3 separate regions of the Homo sapiens genome follow, and regions 1 and 3 are each linked to region 2. The links are chromatin loops, found by intact Hi-C in ENCODE. Cell type or tissue: dorsolateral prefrontal cortex. All regions are shown on one strand. Each heading gives the region's core, and the rest is flanking DNA. Links, peaks and the distances in the headings are about the cores only.

Region 1 (7,148 bases), core at 2,582-5,081, 350 kb before region 2:
CAGGCCTGTAATCAGAGCACTTTGGAAGACCAAGGCAGGGAACTGCTTGAGCCCAGGAGTTCTAGATCAGCCTGGGAAACATACAGAGACCCTGCCTCTACAAAAAAAAAAAAAATGTAAGGCTGAGGCCGGGAGCAGTGGCTCACAACTATAATCCCAGCACTTTGGGAGACTGAGGCAGGTGGATCATCTGGAGTCAGGAGTTCAAGATCAGCCTGGCCAACATGGGGAAACCCAGTCGCTACTAAAACTACAAAAATTAACGGGAGTGGTGGCTCACAGCTGTAGTCCTTGCTACTTGGGAGGCTGAGGCAGGAGAATTGCTTGAACCCGGGAGGCGGAGGTTGCAGTGAGCCGAGATCGTGCCACTGTACTCCAGCCTGGTTAGCAGAGCAAGACTCCATCTCAAAAAAAAAAAAAAAAAAAAAATTAAGACTAGGTGCAGTGGCTCACACCTGTAATCCCAACACTTGGAGGCCAAAGTGGATGGATTGCTTGAGGTTAGGAGTTCAAGACCAGCCTGGCCAACTTGGTGAAATCCCATGTCTAATAAAATACAAAAATTAGAGCCAGGTGTGGTGGCTCACGCCCATAATTCCAGCACTTTGGGAGGCTGAGGCCGGCGGATCACAAGGTCAGGAGTTCAAGGCCAGCCTGACCAACATAGTGAAACCCCGTCTCTACTAAAAATACAAAAAATTAGCTGAGCGTGGTGGCCAGTGCCTGTGATCCCAGCTACTCAGGAGAATGGGGCAGGAGAATCGCTTGAACCAGGGAGGCGGAGGTTGCAACGAGCCGAGATCATGTCACTGTACTCCAGGCTGGGTGACAGTGCAGGACTCCATCTCAAAAAAACAAAAACAAAAAAAGAAAACACAAAAATTAGCTGGGTGTGGTAGTGGGCGCCTGTAATCCCAGCTACTCTGGAGGCTGTGGCAGGAGAATTGCTTGAATCCAGGAGGTGGAGGTTGCAGTGAGCCGAGATGGTGCCACTACACTCCAGCCTGGGCGACAGAGGGAGACTCTGTCTCAAACAAACAAAAAAATTAAAGAAGTGTCTGGGTCTACTGGCAGGTGTCTATAATCCTACCTACTAGGCAGACTGAGGTGGGAGAATCGTTTGAGCCCAGGAGATCAAGGGTGCAGTGAGCCCTGATTGTGTCACTGCACTCCAGCCTGTGTGACAGGTGACAGGCAAGCCCCTGTCTCAAAAAAAAAAAGCTGGAATGAAAGGTGGAGTCAGAGAGCAAAAAATTGTCAACTATGTGTCCAGTACAGTTAGGAGCGTTCTTTTTTTTTTTTTTTTTTTTTTTTTTTTTGAGACGTAGTCTTGCTGTGTCGCTCAGACTGGAGTGCAGTGGCACTATCTCAGCTCACTGCAACCTCTGCCTCCTGGGTTCAAGCAATTCTCCTGCCTCAGCCTCCTGAGTAGCTGGGATTACAGGTGCGCGCCACCACCAAGCCCGGCTAATTTTTTGTGTTTTTAGTAGAGATGAGGTTTCACCCTGTTAGTCAGGTTGTTCTTGAACTCCTGACCTCGTGATCCACCCACCTAGGCCTCCCAAAGTGCTGGGATTACAAGCATGAGCCACCACACCCAGCCCAGTTAGGAGCTTTCTGAGAAGAGGTTGGAGACAGGAGAGGGAAAAAGCCTTTGCTGACCAGATGACCAACGTATTCTGATCTGAATCCAACTCTCTGGTTATAACTTGATTTTCCAGCTATTGTGATTTTTTTCAACAATTATATTCCTGTTGTAAATAAATAAATTGGCAAGCTGCTTAGTTTGTTTCTTGTGAGTCTTATTAGCAAGAGTCTGTTCCCTGGAATCCTCTGGGTACACTTGAAAAGTCAGTTCTGGACCAATGTGATGCCATGGAGATATCTCTGTAAAACTCTGTCTGATGGCTAGCTGACATCTACTTCTAAACCAGTTTCCTCGAGAACATTTACTCTTTAGGAATTCATGCTCTAAATTTAAAAACAATGCATCTAAAAATGTCAAGTCTAGGGGTAAGCAGTTTTAGAATATTTCCTTCAATTTTCTTATTTGTTTTGTTTTTGGGTATAGTGTAGATATGTTAGATACACACTTCTTGCCTTCCATCAGACTAAGAAAACAAAGTTGAATGAGACCAAGATTCATGTCCTGGTTTTATGGAAGTTTTCCTTGTAATTTTACTTATTTATTTATTTATTTTTATTTTTATAGACATAGGGTCTTGCTATGTTACCCAGGTTGGTCTCTAACTCCTAGGCTCAAGGAATCCTCCCACCTCAGCCTCCTGAATTGCTGGGACCACAGGAGGGCGCCACCACCCGCGGCTAATTTTTTTTTTAAATCTTTTTGTAGAGAGGAGGTCTCCTCATGTTGCAAAGGCTGGTCTCAAACTCCTGGGCTCAAGCAATCCTCCTGCCTTAGCTTCCCAAGATTACTGGTGTGAGCCACCATGCCCTGCCCATAAGGTTTTATTACATACAGTCACACCTATTGTGACAGATACCTTCCGGTCTGGCAAGCCCAAGCCCAGCTTATTCACTACGGTCCTTACAGATAACACTTGCCAACACCCTTCTTGGACTTGTGCCAGAATTGCTGTCCTGCTGGTCATCTCTTGGGCCTCTCTCTTGGATCCCCCATTCGTCCACGAGCTTCTGGGTGGTGACACCTGGGTTTTGTTGTTGTTTTTTGAGACCGAGTCTCGCTTTGTTGCCCAGGTTGGAGTGCAGTGGCACAATCTTGGCTCACTGCAACCTCTGCCTCCCGGTTCAAGCAATTATCCTGCCTCAGCCCTCGAGTAGCTGGGATTACAGGCGCCCACCACCACACCCGGCTAATTTTTGTATTTTTAGTAGAGATGAGGTTTCACCAGGTTGGCCATGGCTGCTCTTGAACTTCTGACCTCAGTGATCCACCCGTCTCGGCCTCCCAAAGTGCTGGGATTACAGGCGTGAGCCACTGCTCCCCGCTGACACCTGGGTCTTAGTAAATTCCCCTAAGGCCTGCTCTGCTCTTAAGGACCAGGGCTTTTGTCATCAGATCTGGGCTCAAATTCTGCGGCTTGGAAAAGTCGATTCGCTATTTTTTAAAATTTTTAATTTAAAAAAAAGTATTTTTTATTTAGAGACAGGGTCTCGCTCTGTCGCCCAGGCTGGAGTGCAGTGGCTCCATTACAGCTCACTGCAGCCTCGGCCCCCGGGCTCAAGCGATCCACTGGGACCACAGGCGTGCTCCACTACGTGTTGCTAGTAGTAGCAGTAGTAGTAGTAGTAATAGTAATAGTAGTAGTATTTTTGGTGAGAGAGGGTTTCGCCGTGTTGCCCAGGCTGGGTCTCGAACTCCAGAGCTCAAGGGATCCGCCCGCCTCGGCCTCCCAAAGTGCTGGGACTGCAGGCGTGAGCCACCGCGCCCGGCCGATTCCCCCCTTTATCCCTCAATTTCCTCATCTGAGCAATGGAGATACAGGTAGGGCTGAAGGTCAGGCAAGAATGCGATGAGCTGTGAGAAGCACTTGGCAAGGTGCGGGTTATCAACCTTGCCAGGCCTCAGCACGTTTCCCAAGGAGGCCCAACCAGCGGCGCTGTGCCGCAGCACGGAAGAGGCGGGGTGAGCCGCGGGGCGGGCGGCGCTGGGACCCGGACGCCACCCGCGCGAGGCGCCGCCGTGCGCCCGTCAATCAAGGTCGTCGTGGGGCATGGGGCGGCGGGGCTGGGCGGTGCTTCCGCCTGCGCGAGGCCGCGCCGGGCCGCTTGGAGGCGCCCGGTGCAGTCGGGAACCCGCGCTAGGTTTCGCCGGCCGCGCGGCCAGATGAGGGGGGCGATGGAGCTGGAGCCTGAGCTGCTGTTGCAGGAGGCCCGCGAGAACGTGGAGGCAGCGCAGAGCTACCGGCGGGAGCTGGGTCACCGGCTTGAGGGGCTGCGTGAGGCGCGGAGGCAGGTCGGAGGGCCACACCCACAGGGGCGCTGTGGGCCCGGGGGTGGCGCGGATGCCGGGCGAAGGCTGGGAGGGCTTTGAGGGGTGGGACTGTCCGAAAACTCTGGAGTAGGGAAGAGGCATTCATTTGAAAGGAGACCTAATGGAGTCTGGGAACGGGGAAGGTGGGAGTTGGGGAGGTCGTAAGGGGAAGTTTTGGGGGTGGAGGGAGGGTGTGAGGAGCGTTCACTAAACTGTGGGGCAGCGATGGGAGTAGCGGTGGCCTCCGAAGTTTGGGAGAGTGAGGGACCAGAGCAGAATCCGAGGGGGTCATGCGGGTAGTGATGAGTCGGGGGAGGAGGAGACTGGTAAAAAACCTGCGGTGGGTAGGCGGGGAGGCATTGATTTTAGAGAGCCTGAGGAAGAGGTGGGACAGTGACCTGGGAGAGCTGAAAGTGGAGACAAAATGGATATTGGAAGGGGAGGACTAAGGGGCGAGAGTGAGGGAGAGGTAGGGATTGAGAAGCAGTAGCATTTGACAATAAATGCGGTTAATGCCTGAATAATATGTCATACGATCTTGAATGCTTTTTAAAAAATCATTTAGAGTAATCCTGTTCTAGAAGGTTTAAAATTTAAGGTGAAGGTGAAGCTATGTTGGAAGAGCAGAAGGAAAATGATTTCCTTTTCCTTGAGAGAGGGAATACAAAGGTATAGAGAAATGGAAAAATAGATTTTAAGAGAGGAGTGCTGAAAGGAAAAGCTAAATATAATTTCAAGTGGTGCAGTTATCTGTTTCACAGGGCAAGAGTTATCAAAGATACAGGAAAGCCATATGGTTTCTCTATACCCTCGAATATATATAGAAAAAGATATAACCCGCTGCCAATTGGCGATAGGACGGATAATCTTCAGAGTACTATTAACGCAACTGCTTAATAAGTGCTTTTTGAGTGAGTGGGATTCCATCTGAATTTCTCTGGGTCATACTTGATATTAATCTAGTTGGTCGTCTTAGCACTTCCTTGCTGCATATAACCTGAAAATGGTAGAAAAGTGCTGTGCTAACAGTGTCTTTGGATATTCTCATCATTAACGACTCAACATGTTTTGGGTTTTATATATATATATAAAACATATACAAACATATATAAGTATGTATATATATAATCTGTTTTTTTTGAGACGGAGTCTGGCTGTGTCGCTCAGGGTGGAGTGCAGTGGCACTATCTCGGCTCACTGCAACAACCTCCGCCTCCCGGGTTCAAGCGATTCTCCTGCCTCAGCCTCCTGAGTAGCTGGGATTACAAGTCTGCGCCACCACACCCGGCTAATTTTTGTATTTTTAGTAGAGAGGAGGTTTCACCAGGTTGGCCAGGATGATCTTGAACTCCTGACCTCGTGATCCACCTGCCTCAGCCTCCCAAAGTGCTGGGATACAGACGTGAGCCACCGCGCCCGGCCGGGTTTTATATATTTAAAAATATTTGTAAAGCCAGTGTAGGCCAGACATCATTTGCATTTTAGTGGCGAAACCGGAAGCAGAATCTAGATATGATTATGCTGATTTGGTGAATACTTTTCAAGGCCTTTCAATGCACTCATCTCTATTTCTCTTTGAAAATATCTGCATTATTCCTTCTGCTATTTTGAAATAGGGACTCTAGATGTAAGACATTGTATGAAAAGAAAGATATTAAAATACCATCTAACATTTCAGTCAGTTAAGATGTATTCTATATGACCATGATTATTGTTTTTGTATTAGCAATTAAGAATCAGAGTTGACACTAAATGAGTGAGTTTAGCACCTGGGAGTAATTAATTTCTCTTGATATTGGATGCATTAAAAAAAATCGTGATTACACCCTAGATGGTTCAGTATTCAATTTTCAAACCTGTATTTTTTCAATTTTATATCCAACAATTTAAATACAGGACATGCTTTTCTGTGGTTTAGTTTATTATGAGCTTTGTTTTGTTTTGTTTTTGAGGCCCATTGTCTTGGGCTTCAGACAGAAAACACTAAATGAACATCGATCACAATTAGGTTCCTGATGACATTGCCTTCTGACTAGACTGAGTAATAATGTAGTTCTCTTTTGTGAGTGTGAGTCTCTTTTGGGAATGTGTTTTGTGCCAGTGGCAGTTACAACAGCATCTCTCGAAGCTAACTCTAGTGGATTGTGCATGTTTGGGTTTGTGGCATAAGTCCTCTGTCAACTTGCATTTTAAGGAAGGTCTATGGTACAAAAATATTATCAAAGTAAGCAGCTGCTTTTGTTTGGTGGTTTGGATATTTTTAGGGTTCCAGTCATTTTCAGAATAACTGTAAAATATATGGCACTTTAGTCAAGGATTTTGCATGGGAGAAGCATGAGAAGAGCAGAGAGGAAGGGATGCCACCTGTCGTCTGTATTTTTTACTTGCTGATTTTATATCTTTTTGGCAGATGATTTCTTTTCTTTTTTTTTTTTTTTTTTTGGCGGGGGTGCGGACAGGGTTTTGTTACGTTTCCCAGGCTGGTCTCCAACTCCTGGGCTCAAAAGATCCTCCCACCTCTGCCTTCCGGTGATGGAATTACAGGTGTGAGCCACTGTGCTGCCTGGCATGTGACTTTTTTTATTGAGATATAATTCACACACCGTAAAAGTCATGCCTTAAAGTTTACAATTCAGTGGTTTTTAGTATATTCATAGAGTTGTCCAACCATCACCAGTGTCTAATTCAAGTATATATTCATCACCCCCAAAAGAACTCCTTAGCTGTCACTCCCATACCCCCTGGCAACCACAAAACTACTTTGTCTCTATGGATTTGCCTATTCTGGTCATTTCATATAAATGAACTCATACAGTATGTAGCCCCTTGTGACTGACTTCTTTGACTTAGAATAATGTTTCAAGGTTCATTGATGTGGTAGCATGTAACAGTACTTCAAACCTTTTTATGGCTGAATAATTGTTATGTGGATATACCACATTTTATTTATCCATTCATCAATTAATGGACATTTGGATTATTTCCACTTTTGACTATTATGAATAATGCTTCTGTAAAGAATTTGTAGACAACTTTTTGTGTGGACATGTTTTCAGTTGTTTTAGAATATAGCTAGGAATTGGTGGATCACATGGTAACTTTTTGTTTAACCTTTTCAGAAACTCTTGGCATACTTTTTTTCCTTTTTTCTTTTTTTTTTTTTTTGAGAAAGGACCTCACTCTGTCACCCAGG
Region 2 (7,864 bases), core at 3,340-5,839:
TTGTAGAATAACTATATTATATATATACTATATAACATAATAGAATACTATGAATTGCTCAGGAATATAAACATGCAGTAAGAATATATGTGGATTATGGGGTGGGAGAAAGTGGGGTGCCATAAGGGGCTTCAGTGGAATGAGTAATTATCATTTTTTAAAAATGGGAGATAGGGTCATGGGGGTTCATGATATTATTCTTTGTAACTGTCTTAAATATTGCCTAATTAAAAAATTTTTTTTTATTTCTATTTTTTTTAGAGACAGGGTTTCACCATGTTGCCCAGGCTAGTCTTGAACTCCTGGGCTCAAGTGATCCATCCGCCTCAACCTCCTAAAGTCCCGGGATTACACGCGTCATCTACTGTGCCTGGCTACTCCCAATATTTTCTTGAAACAAGTGGATGACTTACAGAGAGCATAAGCTTCAAAGATAAGAATGTATTTTCCATACATTTAATATGGTAATACACTAGTTTCCCAAAAAAGTACCAAAATTAAAGATAGCTTTGATAATTAATAACAAGGATACACAGTGCATTAGATACCCTCTAATACAATAAACACCAGAAAAGCAGTATGTATACCTGGCACCTGGGTAGATCCACAGGTCCATTTAGCAATTGAAAAACACAAGAAATACATGCCACACGGGCAAATCAGCCACCTTTTCCCTACACTGGCTGAATTAGACACTTATATTTTTGATACAAACTTATTCTGAAGTTCTAGCAGGTTTCTTCTGACACTGTAACAATCTTTGCCTAAGGATTCCAAATAAATGCTAGTCTCGAGAATTCAGAAGAATTTTAATAAGTCACTAAAAAATAAAACAATGAATGGCAAAACAAAACACCAAAAATTCACCAATAGACCAACTTACAGAAGTTATATATTTTAGTTTATTTTTTAATGCTTTAAAAACACAGTTAAGGCATAGGAGACAGAATCTGGTAGTACCTATACCTGTCGCGTCTTCCATCTCGGGTACTGCTATGACTGTAACTTGTACATAGTTTGCTGAAGGAAACTAGTTTCAGGTCAAGTTCATTTTCCAGCTGTCGAGCCTGTTTCCTGAGATCTTTAACAAAATTATAACAACAAATAATTAGACATAAAAAGTAGACACAAAAATCACAGCACCATTCTAAAGAAAACAAACTATGAAAATGATCATATACTGATCTTGTTACCCCCATAAAGAAAAGTGTTGGCTGGGCACGGTGGTGCACGCCTGTAATCCCACCACTTTGGGAGGCCAAGGTGGGCGGATCACCTGAGGTCGGGAGTTTGAGACCAGCCTGATCAACATGGAGAAACCCTATCTCTACTAAAAATAGAAAATTAGCCAGGTGTGGTGGCGCACGCCTGTAATCCCAGCTACTCGGAAGGCTGAGGCAGGAGAATCGCTTGAACGCAGGAGGCAGAGGTTGCGGTGAGCCAAGATTGCGCCATCGTACTCCAGCCTGGGTAACAAGAACAAAACTATGTCTCAAAAAAAGGAAAATAAAAGTCTTAAAAGAAGGAAACCAAGGACTTGCCCAGCAAAGCAGATTAGTCACTTATAAACTTCAGAGGGGGCAAGAAGGGAAATAGTAATGGTAGATGCAACTTCGCAGCTTTACTCCAAAGATGGCTAGAAAACAAATGTTGTTCTATCCTTCCTGAAACTATTTGTATAGCAATAACTAAAATTCTGCAATTCAGAGAAAAACAAGAAGATAATACAAATCACAAAGGAACTAAAAATATGGTTTATGACCAGCATTATCAACTTACCAGTTAATGTTATAAGAAAGAAGCCATTATTCTTTTGAAAGGGATTTTGCTTTTTATGTTCCAAAGCTTTATTAGGCTTATGAACTTCTTTTCATAATAGCAAAATGACTTACCTTTTTTTTTCTTTTTTTTTTTGAGATGGAGTCTCGTTCTGTCACCCAGGCTGGAGTGCAGTGGCATGACCTTGGCTCACTGCATACTCCACCTCCTGGGTTCAAGCAACTCTCATGCCTCAACTACCTCCCAAGTAGCTGGGACTACAGGCACACACCACCATGCCTGGCTAATTTTTGTATTTTTAGTAAAGACGGGGTTTCACCATGTTGGCCAGGGTGGTCTTTAACTCCTGACCTCAAGTGATCCACCCACCTTGGCCTCCCAAAGTGCTAGGATTACAGGTGTGAGCCACCACGCCCGGACCAAAATGACTTCTCAATTGAACATAAAGAAAAAAAGTTACCACAAAAATTGCCTTTTTCTTTCTTTTTTTCTTTTCTGTTTTTTCTCACAATGTTGCCCAGGCTGCTCTCGAACTCCTAAACTCCAGTGACCCTCCTGCCTGGGCCTCCAAAAGTGCTAGAATTACAGGCATGAGACATCGCACCTGGCCAAAAACCGCCTTTAAAAAACTTACTGAGGCCAGGCGCAGTGGCTCACGCCTGTAATCCCAGCACTTTGGGAGGCCGAGGCAGGCGGATCATGAGGTCAGGAGATCAAGACCATCCTAGCTAACACGGTGAAACCCTGTCTCTATTAAAAATACAAAAAATTAGCCAGGCGTGGTGGTGGGCGCCTGTAGTCCCAGCTACTCAGGAGGCTGAGGCAGGAGAATGGCGTGAACCTGGAAGGCACTGGAAGGCAGAGTTTGCAGTGAGTGGAGATTGAGCCACTGCACTCCAGCCTGGGCGACAGTGCGAGACTCCATCTAAAAAAAAGAAAAAAACTTACTGAAAGTAATTTGGAGGGCTAAAACTAACAATAAACAATGTGCTACTAACAAGGTCGAATATGAGTATGATAGAAATAAGTACATAAGTTTTAATAGCAGAAGCAAACAGGCAAGTAGAGAAATTGGTTTAGCAGTCTGGCATCTAAGGGTTGCGTGACAGAAGCCACAGTCTGGACACCCACACACAGATACGAGTATTCTCATTCATGGTGAAGTGAAGGTTAAAATAAAAGGGCAGAAGTACCAGAGGTAATGGTATAAGAATCTCTCTTTCAAAAAGAATACAAAACATTATTTCAATATGCTTTTCAACCAGAAATAGAAAGCGTAGTTAACATAGTGGAGCATATTTGCCCAGAGACCAAATGCCAGTTCGAATCTCGGCACAGCCACTTACTGACTCTATGATTTATCAACAATCTACTTAACCTATGAACTTCAGCTTCTTGTTTTTTAAACCCCTACCTTCAGGGTTTGCTTATGTATTGGTAATCATATGCTTACAGCAGCTGGCACAGAGTAGGTTGTCAGTAATGAGCCGCTGTAATATTATAGCATGCTGCTTCAAAAAACCACAGGCTAATGACTAGTAATAAAGATATCAGTAGCCTCTTCTACATAATTTTAAAATGTTTTCTAGCGGCCAGGCGCGGTGGGTCACACCTGTAATCCCAGCACTTTGGGAGGCAGAGGCGGGCGGATCACGAGGTCAGGAGATCAAGAACATCCTGGCCAACATGGTGAAACCCCGTCTCTACTAAAAATACAAAAATTAGCCAGGCGTGGTGGCATGCATCTGTAGTCCCAGCTACTAAGGAGGCTGAGACAGGAGAATCGCTTGAACGCAGGAGGCGGAGGCTGCAGTGAGCCGAGATCGATAGCGCCACCGCACTCCAGCCTGGGCGACATAGCGAGTCTCCAAAAAAAAAAAAAAAAAAGTTTTCTAGCTGGTACACACATTTCAAATGGGCATTGTAATACATGTTTTAAACTATAAGCACGCTTTTCTGTGATTGGAATAATTGTCTTCTCTAGTAGGAAACATAAGTAAAAGCATTTTGAAAGTATGATAGGCAAATCTGGATAAATTTAGAATTGAGTTTCTTAGACCAAGGGGCTGATAGTGACAATACTGTGGTTTCTAGAGGCTTCAGTGTATAGCAATAAAAACAGGTCAAAGGAATTTGGAAAGTAGTTTCTATGCGGCTGTAAAGCAAAGAGACAGTTGGGAGAAAAAGGTGAGCTTTCTCTGCTCTTGTTGATCATCATAATCCACGAATGAGTTTTATGTAAGCTCACTTTATCCGACTATAGTTTCAGGAATTAAACAAATGCATTTGTCAAATCACAGGAAGGTTTTTTTGGTGGGAGAAGTATAGCAAATGTAACTGCAATTCACACAGGTTCTCTCAACTTTTTCAATAAAACCGATTCTAGACTCTAGAGCAGAAGGGTAAGTTATTTTCTCCTCCTTCAAACACCCAGTCCTGGAAGTCCCCAACCTGTAGTTGTCATGGAGACCCAATAAGAGACATTCTGTCTCCTATTCTCTTCATACTTCCTCCGACGGACCGGAATGCAAGTTCCTCCTTCTCTTTTCCCACTCAGTTTTCCAATAGTGACCTCAGCTCCAATGCGCTGACTCCTCCAGTCTCCGGGGCTCTGGATCTTCTCCCTCAACATTCGTTTCCTCTCAGAGTTCGTACCCCAAGCCCCTTCGTCCGAGTTCCATTACTCCCTCAACACAATTCTACCCAGGCGATTGAGAGCCCTCTTCCTCTACATCCCCGCTCTGTCCACTCTGCCCAACCCCTGCCCCACGTCCCGCTCACACGCCCCGGCCAGGCCAGACCCCTACCCCAGACCGTTCGGTATCCCCAAGGCCCCGGGGATCCCACTTAGGCAAGCCCCGCTGCTCAGCTCGGCCGCTCCGGGAGTCTGGTTCTTTCCTGTGCTGCTTCTCCCAAGATCTGTCCTCACTCAGCCCCTCTCACCCTCGTAGGACGCACCCGGAGGCCTTCTCGCCCTCACCTTCCCAGTAACTGCTGGTCCCTGCCGCCATCTTTGTCGTCCAACGTCAGCCGGGATAGGGGAGCAGAGGCGATGCAGGCCGGAAAGTCACCATGGTGCGTGTTTCCGCCTTGAGAGCCAGGGCCGACGGGATGCGAGCCTCCGCGGACACTGCCACCTGCTGATCAATTCGTTATCTTACAGCTTTTAAGTAGCGAGAGAGAAAAAACTTCGGCTTTAGCTCCTGTCTTTCATTCCCGCTTTCTGCGCCCCAAACCATCATCATCTCCCTCATCTCGGCTTATCCTTTCTCTCAGCAGGTGCCTACTTGACTGGGAGGAGAATCATCCTCAGGCAACTCCCTCAATTTCCCTCACCTTGTCTCTAATTTGTATCTTCAGCCAATTTCTTCCTTTCTCAGACATAGAGACCCTTTCTTCCCAGAGCCATTTCCTTCATCCTACCTCCCCGCCTGTGCTCCATCATCCACGTTCTTTGGCGTATGCGCTCTTCTCCACTGGCTGCTTTCCTTGTCTACAGCAGTTCTAGTCCCAGCCCTCTTTGTCCTTGTCAGCCGCCACATCTAGAAAGAGTGAGCTAACTGCTTCTACATGCTCTCGGCCTGAGCCCTCAACCTGATAAAATCTGCTGTCCAAACCCACACTTTATAGATACATAAATTATCACAGTCTACCGGTGCTGACTTAATTCTAGTGAAGTGTAGAAACCTTAATTCCTGTAAAGTTCTTTCCCCCACTCATTTATAATATAGTTGTTTTTAAGTATTTCCTCTGCATTCATTGAGGAGAACCACATCAGTGTTACAATATTTGCTTCAAGGGTCAGGCATAAGTTAGAGAATTCAAGAGAAGAGGAAAGCTTACTTGATTTATGCATATTTTACTCTTCTTCGTTCCTAGTGTCCCAAGATTCCTTTTTCTAATCGTTTCCTTTCTGTTTCAAGAATTTCCCTCAGCCATTTTTTTTTTAAAGAGTAGATCAGCTGGTGACAAATTCTATTAGTTTTTCTTCATCTGAGAATGTCTTGATTTCCCTTCATTCTTGGGGGATCGGATATTGTTGCCAGATATACAATCTGAAGTTGACAATTTCTTTCTTCAGCACTTGAAAAATGTGCCAATTCCTTCTGGCCTCCATAGTTTCAGATAAGAAATTGACTAAAATTGGAATTGTTTTTCCACTGTAGCTAAAATACATTTTCTCTCTCACTGCTTTCAAGAACTGTTCTTTAGTTTTCAGAAGTTATGATGTGCCTTGGTGTAGATTTCTTTGGATTTATCCTGTTTGGGATATCCTCAGCTTCTTGATTCTGACATTTATGTCTTCTGCCAAATTTGGGGGATTCTCAACCATTGTTTCTTCCAATACTTTTTCTGTCTCATACTGTTTCTCTTCTTTTTCTGGGAGTCTGATGACGTGAATGCTAGATCTTGTGTTAATGTCCCACATAGCTCTGAAGTTATGCTAATTTTTTTTCAGTCTATTTTCCATCATTCGGATTTGGTACTATCTACTATTCTGTCTTCAGATTTGCTGACAGAAAGTATGTCTTTCCTCTGTTCCCTCCATTCTGCTGTTGAGCCTATTCGTTGAGTTCATGTCAATTATTGCATTTTTCGTATCTAAAACTTCTGTTCAGTTCCTCATTATATCTTCTGTTTCTTTGCTGAGACTCGTTTTATCATTTGTTCTAAGTTTGTTTGTAATTGCTCACTAAAGTATTTTTATTAGAGCTGCTTTAAAGTCCTCATCAGATAATTCCAACATCTGTGTCATCTTGATGTTGGGGTCTGTTGTCTTTTTTTCACTCAAGTCGAAGTTCTCTGGGCTATTGGAATGACAATTTTTATAAATTGTATCCTGATGTTTCAGGTATTTGTTATGAGATTCTGATCTTATTTATGTCTTCTGTTTAAGCAGACTTCCTCTGACACTATGCTGCTGGGGGACATAGGGAAATGCTTGCTACTTCCAGGTGGCAGTGGAAGTTCAGGCTCTCCCTTGGCCTTCACTGATTCCCCAGGGAGGGGGTGCCTTGTTACTGCTCCGCATGTGGTCCCCACTGCCACCATGGCAGGGAGCCTCATTGCTGCTGTGCAATGGACGAGAAGTCCAAGTGGGGGATGGGTGGAGTGCTTCATTAGAGCCAGGTGAGTGTGGAAGCCTAGCCTCCTCACTCAGCCTTTGATGGCAAGGAGTGAAGATGGGCCTCAGTTTTTTCTGTGGCATTTGTCCAGAGTGGTGAAATTATTGTCCAAAAGTATTCTGTCTTGTTAGGATACCTGTTTCCTCATCCCTTGTCTGGAGAGAGAAGGCTTTCCATTTTCCTTTGGACTTTTCTTGTCTGCACCCTTTGGCATTTCTAGGTTGCCAGTTTCTCCAGCACCCAGTATAGGACATAGGAAACAAAAAGGAAACCCAGGGAACTCACCTTCATGTTCTTTACATTCTGAGGTCCTTAGCTGGTCTGCCTTCTTCTTTCCACCTTTTTGAGTCTTTTTAAAAATATATATATATGATTTTTTTTTTTTTTGCTGTGCTTAGTGGGAAAAATAGAAAGAAATACAGCTAATCCATTTTGTCCAGAAGTGAAATTGTTGATTTAATTTTTAAATGTTTTAATTATCGGGCTGGATGTAGTGGTTCATGCCTCTAATCCCAGCACTTTGGGAGGCTGAGGTGGTAGGATTGCTTGAGTCCAGGAGTTTGAGGCCAGCCTGGGCAACATAGTAGGACCTCATCTCTACAAAAAATTTAAACATTAGCCAGGCGTGGTGATGCGCCCTATAGTCCCGCTACTCAAGAGGCTGAAGTGGGAGGATTGCTTGAGCCCTGGAGGTCAAGGCTGCAGTGAGCCATCACCACACCACTGCACTCCAGCCTGGGTGACAGAGTAAGACCCTGTCTTAAAAAAAAAAACCTGCTAAAATTCTTCATCTTGTCTTCTACTTTCTTGAATTCATTCATCATCATTCTTTTTTTTTTTTTTTTTTTTTTGAGACAGAGTCTTGCTCTGTCGCCCAGGCTGGAGTGCAGTGGCACGATCTCGGCTCACTGCAACCTCCACCTCCTGAGTTCAAGGATTCTCCTGCCTCAGCCTCTCAA
Region 3 (7,148 bases), core at 2,582-5,081, 370 kb after region 2:
TTAAAAACCAAAAGCAACTTTTGAGTTGTTAAGGCAAGAGTATGGAGGCAGAGAGAGGGAAGAGGCGATGTTTAGATAAGTCTTTGAAAAATTAGAAAAACAATTCTCAGTCCATTTCTTAAAAATCTTTATTATTTGGTATTCTTTTGGTTTATCTTTATTATTTCGTATTCTATTTGGTATTCTTGTTTTCTAAATCCTCAGCTGTTACTTTGAACCTTATAAGAATGAAAAATAACTACCCAATCAACCATAACAGTTCCACAGCAGATACAAAGCTCAAACTGAAAGGAAGCTTTCAAATATATTCTATAACATACTTAAATACACTTGGCTATGGCTACCTTAGCTGGGTATTTTTTGGCTAAATTTCTTCTTAGGTAGCACTTTTGGGTTTAGAAAGTGCTGAGATAAATATTAGCAGCAGAAGACATTTATAGGTACCCCTTTCCAATGGAAAATATTTTATAGTTAACAAACAAAACTGATAACAAACAAAGGATCCTAAATACAGTATCAATTCCATTATCATCCATTATCACTTCTCTTGCAAACCTTCCCCTGGCATTTTTGCATACATATAATTGTCAGTCTTGGAGGGCAACGGAGGTGTAATACCACTATTTAGTTGTTTGGTTATCTTCATGAGAGCTGAACAGATGTGTATCCAGTGGTATAGATGTTCAATGACAACATTACCAAATTTCCATACTTCAGTTCGGGAATGATCTGCATCAGGAAAAAAAAAGAAAAGTAAGAGTGGAGAGTTTTGCACTTTACTATTAAAATTATAAGTTCTAATATTATGATTAAAGTTCATTAGATATGTTTTGAGTCAAAACCAAGCAGAATCTTGTGTAAATATGTAATTACAGGAATATGGATAAATTTTGGTATAGTCATACAATGGAATACTTAACAGCAGTTAACAAAGAATTAGAGTTATTTGTATTCATGAATAAATCTCAAAATATTCAATACAAAAAGTAAGTTATAGAATAATGTGTACTTTTGGGCACAATTAAACGGCTTTAAAACCTGCAAGATAGTATTATATTATTTATGGATTCATTAGCATATAGTAAAAATAAGAAATCATGCATGAAACCAATACCAAATTCATGATAGTATTATCTCTAGGGAAAGACGAGAAGACAGTGGGATCGAGGAAAGATAGAAATCCTCAACTGTTCCTATAATGTTTTCTTTAAAAAGTCTAACTCAAATATAGTGTTAAGGTTGGATATAGAATATAGCTTCATAATGACTATGCAGGTATTATTCTCTATACTTGCATGTTTGAAATATTTCCTAATTAAAAATTATTTAAAGCTATATAGTAACTGCACACCATTATATGTTTTAAGTTTTTTAAATTGAAAACTGTTAAACTGTCATTCATAAAAGTTGCTTTTTCCCAGGAGTCAATGACTAATATTCAAACAGAATGGTCCAATGGAAAGACTATATAGAGTTGAACAGATGAGGGTTCTGTCCAATGGAAAGACTATATAGAGTTGAACAGATCTTGGCTCTACACCAATGAGTTTTGTCACTTAACTGCTCTGAGCCTCAGTTTCTTCTTCCATAAAACAAAATTGTAAGAATTGTTTTTTTCTTTTGAGACAGGGTCTTGCCCTGTTGCCCAGGCTGGAGTGCAGTGGCACGATCATGGCTCACTGCAGCCTCAATCTCCCATGCTCAGGTGATCCTCCCACTTCAGCCTCCCAAGTAGCTGGGACCAGAGGCTGAGAAAATATATGTGAAGATCTGTCACAGAGTAGTTGCTCAAAAATATTAACTACCGGCTGGGCACAGTGACTCACACCTGTAATCCCAGCACATTGGGAGGCAGAGGCAAGTGGATCACTTGAGGTCAGGAGTTTGAGATCAGCCTGGCCAACATGGTGAAACCCCATCTCTACTAAAAATACAAAAATTAGCCAGGCGTGGTGGTGGGCACCTGTGATCCCAGCTACTTGGGAAGCTGAGGCAGGAGAATCGCTTGGACCTGGGAGGTGGAGGTTGCAGTGAACTGAGATTGTGCCACTGCACTCCAGCCTGGGTGGCAGAGTGAGACTCCATTTCAAAAAATAATAATAATAATAATTACCCCCTTTCTTTCAGATGCCTCTCATCCACAAGTCTATTTTATTCATTTCTGTTATTCCTAGTAACTAACTCAGTGCCTAACCCAATACATGTTTGCTGATTTGAGTAAACCATTTGGTTATAATTGAGTTCAAGCTTTATTATTTATTTATTTATAATTATAAATAAATAATTTATTCATTATCTTTAATAATAGAGACAGGGTCTTATGTTGCCCAGGCTAGTCTTGAACTTCTGGCCTCAAGCAATCCTCCCACCTCGGCCTCCTAAAGTGCTGGGATTACAGCCATGAGCCACTGCACCTGGCTTTTTTTTTAATTGAGTAAAAGCTTTTAAATATCAAGTCTTCTATCCAATAGCTTATTAACAGTAATGACAATGATCTATTAGAATTGCTAAGCAGAACATATTTTATTTTCTTGTCTTTTATCAACACAAAGGAACAAGATTCTCTGAATTAGGTTTAGCTGTCCTATGGTTTGGAAGGAACTATACAACAAAAGGTATAATATGGGATAGGAATGGCACGTAAAATGTGGAAAACATTCACAAGTCTCAATTTTTATTTGAAGCTGACTTTAAAGCGTGGATCCAATTAATTTTCTAAAATTCTCTGTTTTAACACACACGCACACACACACACCACCCTGGCATTGTCTTTTCTCATTCAATTATAAGTGTTCAATAAATGTTAAATTGAAACATTAAATTAAGGAATAATGAATTAGGTTTCTCAAATACTAAAATTCTTTCCAGATTATAGCTCAGTAACATTAGAGAGAATTATGAATAAAAACAAAACAGATGCTGGTCATGAGATCACATTCAAAATACCTGATTCATCTCATTTTATGAGCAATACTAGACCAATCGACATACATACTTAAAATATTGAAGGTGCATTTGTTATAATTCATCTCTCTTTCTGTTTTTTGTTTTGTTTTGTTTGTTTGTTTCGTTTTTTGAGATGGAGTCTCACTCTGTCGCCCAGGCTGGAGTGCAGTGGCACCTTGTGGGCTCACTGCAACCTCCGTCTCCTGGGTTCAAGCGATTTTCCTGCCTCAGCCTCCCAAGTAGCTGGGATTACAGACGCCCATCACCAGGCCTGGCTAATTTTTATATTTTTGGTAGAGACGGGGTTTCATCATGTTGGCCAGGCTGGTCTCGAACTCGTGACCTCAGATGATCCGGCCTCCCAAGGTGCTGGGATTACAGGCGTGAGCAACCGCGCTCGGCCAATTCATCTCTCTTTCTGTTAATTAGTTTCCTGGAAACCCTGCAAGGTAAATGATACAGGTTTCCAAAGATAATGTTTCAATGCTATGAAGCTAAATAAAATTCACCCTAGGACACTCCTAAAAGTCCTTATTTTCGGAGACAAAACAGCTCTGCTGCTCCCCTCAGCTTTTCTTCCGCCCTTCCCTAATGCCCATGAAGAGCTCTGTTCCTTTGACCCCTGCCACAGTGTTCTTATCTGAACATCCACGTGAGCAGACGCCCATCTGCAAGCCATTATTAAGCTAGTCGCCATCTCCATGGTGATTCAACGACACGGGGATGGTGAGCGAGGTCGCTGTCTTTCACAAGACCCTGTTGCTTATTTCCTGTGTTATTGTTACCGAGACAGAAGCTCCGAAAGTGTCTGGACGGTGGTTCCTGTTTCCCTGTCCTTTCCAGAGGTTGATGCGTTAACGACCGGCTCTAACGATTCCTCTAATGAGCCTCCAGCGCTCTGCTGGGTTCCCTATTAACGGTTGAGTGCTACTGCCCTCTTGTGGTAGATGCAGGCCGGATCTTTGCAGCTTGACCCACGACAGACCCCACTCACACAGACTTTGCAATTTTTTCAAGCAGATAAACGCTTCTTTTATAACCATAGAAATAACGCTTTTTTTTTTTGCTTTGCTTTGGAAAAGTGTATAGTAAATTATTTGAATATATCTAAGCTATAGAGAGTACTGGGTGACCTTTGAGTCTATCTATGGACATTAGTTCAGAAACATGATATTTTTGTAGGTTCTAGTTTAATCAAACTTTTAATTACATAGTGAATTCATTATGCTGGAAACACTGGGCTATAGTAGGATATTTCTGAATTAAAACTCCATTTATGGATCCCTGCTTTTAACACTGGATTAATAAAGTTAAATCTTTTGGGGATGATGGATAATTAGTATAGATGGGCAAAGCAAAAAGAAAGAAGTACTTAAGCTTCAAGTACAAAAGCTAAAATGTAACTGCTCCTTTCAACTAACAATCCAAGATCAGCCACATTTGTTGATGTTCCTCTCCTTCATTAGTTCTCTTAGTTTTAGTTCTCATTTCTATTGCTTCACATACCCCAAGTCACTCCTTAACATGACAGCCACACACAATAAACTGAAGGTCCTTGCAGCAATAGAAGGGTATGTGTATGCAAATTTCTTTTCTTTTCTTTTTTAGATGGAGTTTTGCTCTTGTTGTCCAGCCTGGAGTGCAATGGCGTGATCTTGGCTCACTGCAACCTCCACCTCATGGGTTCAAGCCATTCTCCTGCCTCAGCCTCCTGAGTAGTTGGGACTACAGGCATGCACGCCTGGCTAATTCTTCTGTATTATTAGTAGAGATGGGGTTTCACCACGTTGGCCAGGCTGGTCTTGAACTCCTGACCTCAGGTGATCCACGTGCCTTGGCCTCCCAAAGTGCTGGGATTACAGGTGTGAGCCACTGCGCCCGGTCATATATGCAAATTTCAATCAATCTTTTTGTAGGCAGGAGAATTTACATTTGCCATGGCAATCAGGAATTTAATATGTCATTGTTAATTTAATATGGTCCCAAAGGCACTGTAGTGTACTGCCTCCCAGATTTATCAGGAAAAATATCAATGTTACACGGGGAGTTAAAAACACATTTTTCTCTAGTAATCGAAGTTTGAGGGGGAAGTTTGTTCTAGGATGAATGCTGAGTTCTTGCACGTATATCAGTTTCATTCCCATGGCAAGCATATTTCTGTACAGTGTCACAAGCATAATTTCTGTACAATATCACATAATTTCTATACAATATCACATGTAGTGGCTTTTTAAATGATGTAGCTATAAATCAAGTCATGTGTAAATTGAAATCAATGCAAATTATATTTACAAAATTCATAGTTTAATGTAGTGGCCTCCAAACTCTTTTGCTCATGTACCTCTATCAGTAACAAACATTGAGCATGTGCCCATATATATATATATTTATAATATATATATTTATAAATTATTTATTTTAAAACATTTTAAACAAAAAATAGAAATTAACAATGAGTTAAAACCATTATAAAGAAAAGTCCTTTGGCCGGATGCAGTGGCTCACGCATGTAATCTCAACACTTGGGAGGACAAGGCAGGTGGATTGCTTGAGTCCTGGAGTTCAAAACCAGCCTGGGCAACATGGTCTGTCTCTACAAAAAATACAAAAATTAGCTGGGCATGGTGGTGTGGGCCTCTAGTGTCAGCTACTAGGGAGGCTCAGGTGGGAGGAGGGAGAATCACCTGAGCCTGAGAGGGAGAGGTTGCAGTAAGCCAAGATTGTGCCACTGTACTTCGGCCTGGGTGACAGAGTGAGACCTTGTCTCCAAAAAAAGAAACAAAGAAAAAAAGAAAAGTCCTTAGTCCTTTGGTATTTTTCTTTCTTTCTTTCTGTCTTTCAATGTCTCAACAGAATCATCTTTGATATTTTTCTTGCGCCCCAGAGACAGTTTTTTAAAAAATCTTCTGGGGTGCTTCCACTTAACTTTGGAGACCACCAAGTTAAAATATGAAAGAAATTGAATGGATAATGCTTTTCTAGATGATTAACATGCATTCAATTTTGCTACGTCTGAAATTCCTACTAAGACTAATGTAAAGGAAAAGAAAGAAGAAAAGAAAAAGAAAAAGAAGACATAAGGGCCGGGTATGGTGGCTCATGCCTGTAATCCCAGCTACTCAGGAGGCTGAGGCAGGAGAATCACCTAAGCCCAGGAGTTCGAGGTTACAGTGAGCCATGATCACACCACTGCACTCCAGCCTGGGTGACAGAGACAGACCCTGCCTCTATAATTAATTAATTAATTAATAAAAGAAGACATAAAACCAATGATAGAAAGATCAGGAGAAAAGAAACACCAATATTTAATTCCTACTCCCATTGCCTCAAAGTCCCAACAACTTCTTCTCCCATCTTCACTCTGGCTGATGACTCTGCTTTCAGCTTCTCTGTAAGATTGACACAATCAGAAGGCAACTTCCATAGACTCCCACCAGCACACCTACCCACTCACTCTCATCTGCACCCATATTCTCCTTCCGTAGACTTCTACCAGCACACCTACCCACTCACTCTCATCTGCACCCATGTTCTCTGTCCTCTTGCTGTCTTAAGCCAATTCCTCCCTTGGTGTGGTAGATCCAGGGTAGTCAAATAATTCATTGTTCAAATTGGTACACTTGAGAGAGAAAGAGGATGCTAACTGGACAAGTCACCAGAACAACAAGCAAAAACTTGGGCTGTTCCAAGGTAAACATAGAACGTATGGTTACTCTAACAACAGCCCATCCTCTCTGACGTGCTTGAGGACATTGTTTCAGGAATTCTCTGTCTTCAACATTGTCAACTTCTTGCTTTCTACAGGATTTCCCATCAGAATGAAACCTGCTGTTATCTCTCCCATCTGAGAAACAAAACAAAACCTTGACCCCATTTCCTCCTCCGGTTACCACACCATTCTTTGCTCCCCTTTGTGGCAAAACATTCAGAATCGTCTCTACTCAGTCTTCCCACCTAGGAGACTTTCCTCTCTTTGCCAATCATCTATTCACCAACCAATCTCGATTTTATATCTCCAGCTTAGACCTTTCTCGAAAACTCCAGATTTATTTAACCATCTACATAGTCACATCTCTACTTCCATATCTAATAGATATCTCAAACTCAGCATGTCAAAATCTGAACACTTCATCTCCCCCGACCAAAGCCTGCTCCACCTACGTGTTCTCCATCTCAGCTGATGGTAACTCCATCCTTCCAAA

The links. A loop is a pair of places that touch in the nucleus more often than their neighbours do. Peaks named below come from ENCODE experiments on the same cell type or tissue, not always from the same donor. Only the 100,000 strongest peaks of a DNase experiment are listed, where the experiment ranks them.
Region 1: a loop joins it to region 2, with 5 times the contacts of the local background. A loop is called at or near these places in 19 of 110 quality-filtered maps.
Region 3: a loop joins it to region 2, with 2.8 times the contacts of the local background. A loop is called at or near these places in 15 of 110 quality-filtered maps.

The regions. Positions count from the first base shown.
Region 1 is chr17:30,821,312-30,828,459 of GRCh38, reverse strand. It overlaps CRLF3 (cytokine receptor like factor 3), which reads left to right and starts at 3,768. Exons shown (of 8, transcript NM_015986.4): 1 at 3,768-3,937. The coding sequence starts at 3,809. RefSeq lists an enhancer at 3,475-3,769 and a silencer at 3,477-3,856. In dorsolateral prefrontal cortex, for the core only: CTCF peaks have their summits at 3,565 and 3,765; DNase peaks (open chromatin) are centred at 3,709 and 4,236; H3K4me3 peaks cover 2,124 bases; H3K27ac peaks cover 1,909 bases.
Region 2 is chr17:30,474,360-30,482,223 of GRCh38, reverse strand. GOSR1 (golgi SNAP receptor complex member 1) reads right to left here and starts at 4,816. Exons shown (of 9, transcript NM_001007025.2): 1 at 4,760-4,816; 2 at 967-1,081. The coding sequence starts at 4,790. RefSeq lists enhancers at 4,553-4,772, 4,923-5,072. In dorsolateral prefrontal cortex, for the core only: CTCF peaks have their summits at 4,693 and 4,899 (motif pointing left); a DNase peak (open chromatin) is centred at 4,853; H3K4me3 peaks cover 2,167 bases; H3K27ac peaks cover 1,535 bases.
Region 3 is chr17:30,101,415-30,108,562 of GRCh38, reverse strand. EFCAB5 (EF-hand calcium binding domain 5) reads right to left here. Exons shown (of 23, transcript NM_198529.4): 23 at 111-729. The coding sequence ends at 539. Among named protein-coding and RNA genes, the nearest start is that of NSRP1, 12 kb to the left of the region's middle. RefSeq lists silencers at 3,418-3,519, 3,867-3,966. In dorsolateral prefrontal cortex, for the core only: CTCF peaks have their summits at 3,677 and 3,878 (motif pointing left); a DNase peak (open chromatin) is centred at 3,852; H3K4me3 peaks cover 731 bases; H3K27ac peaks cover 821 bases.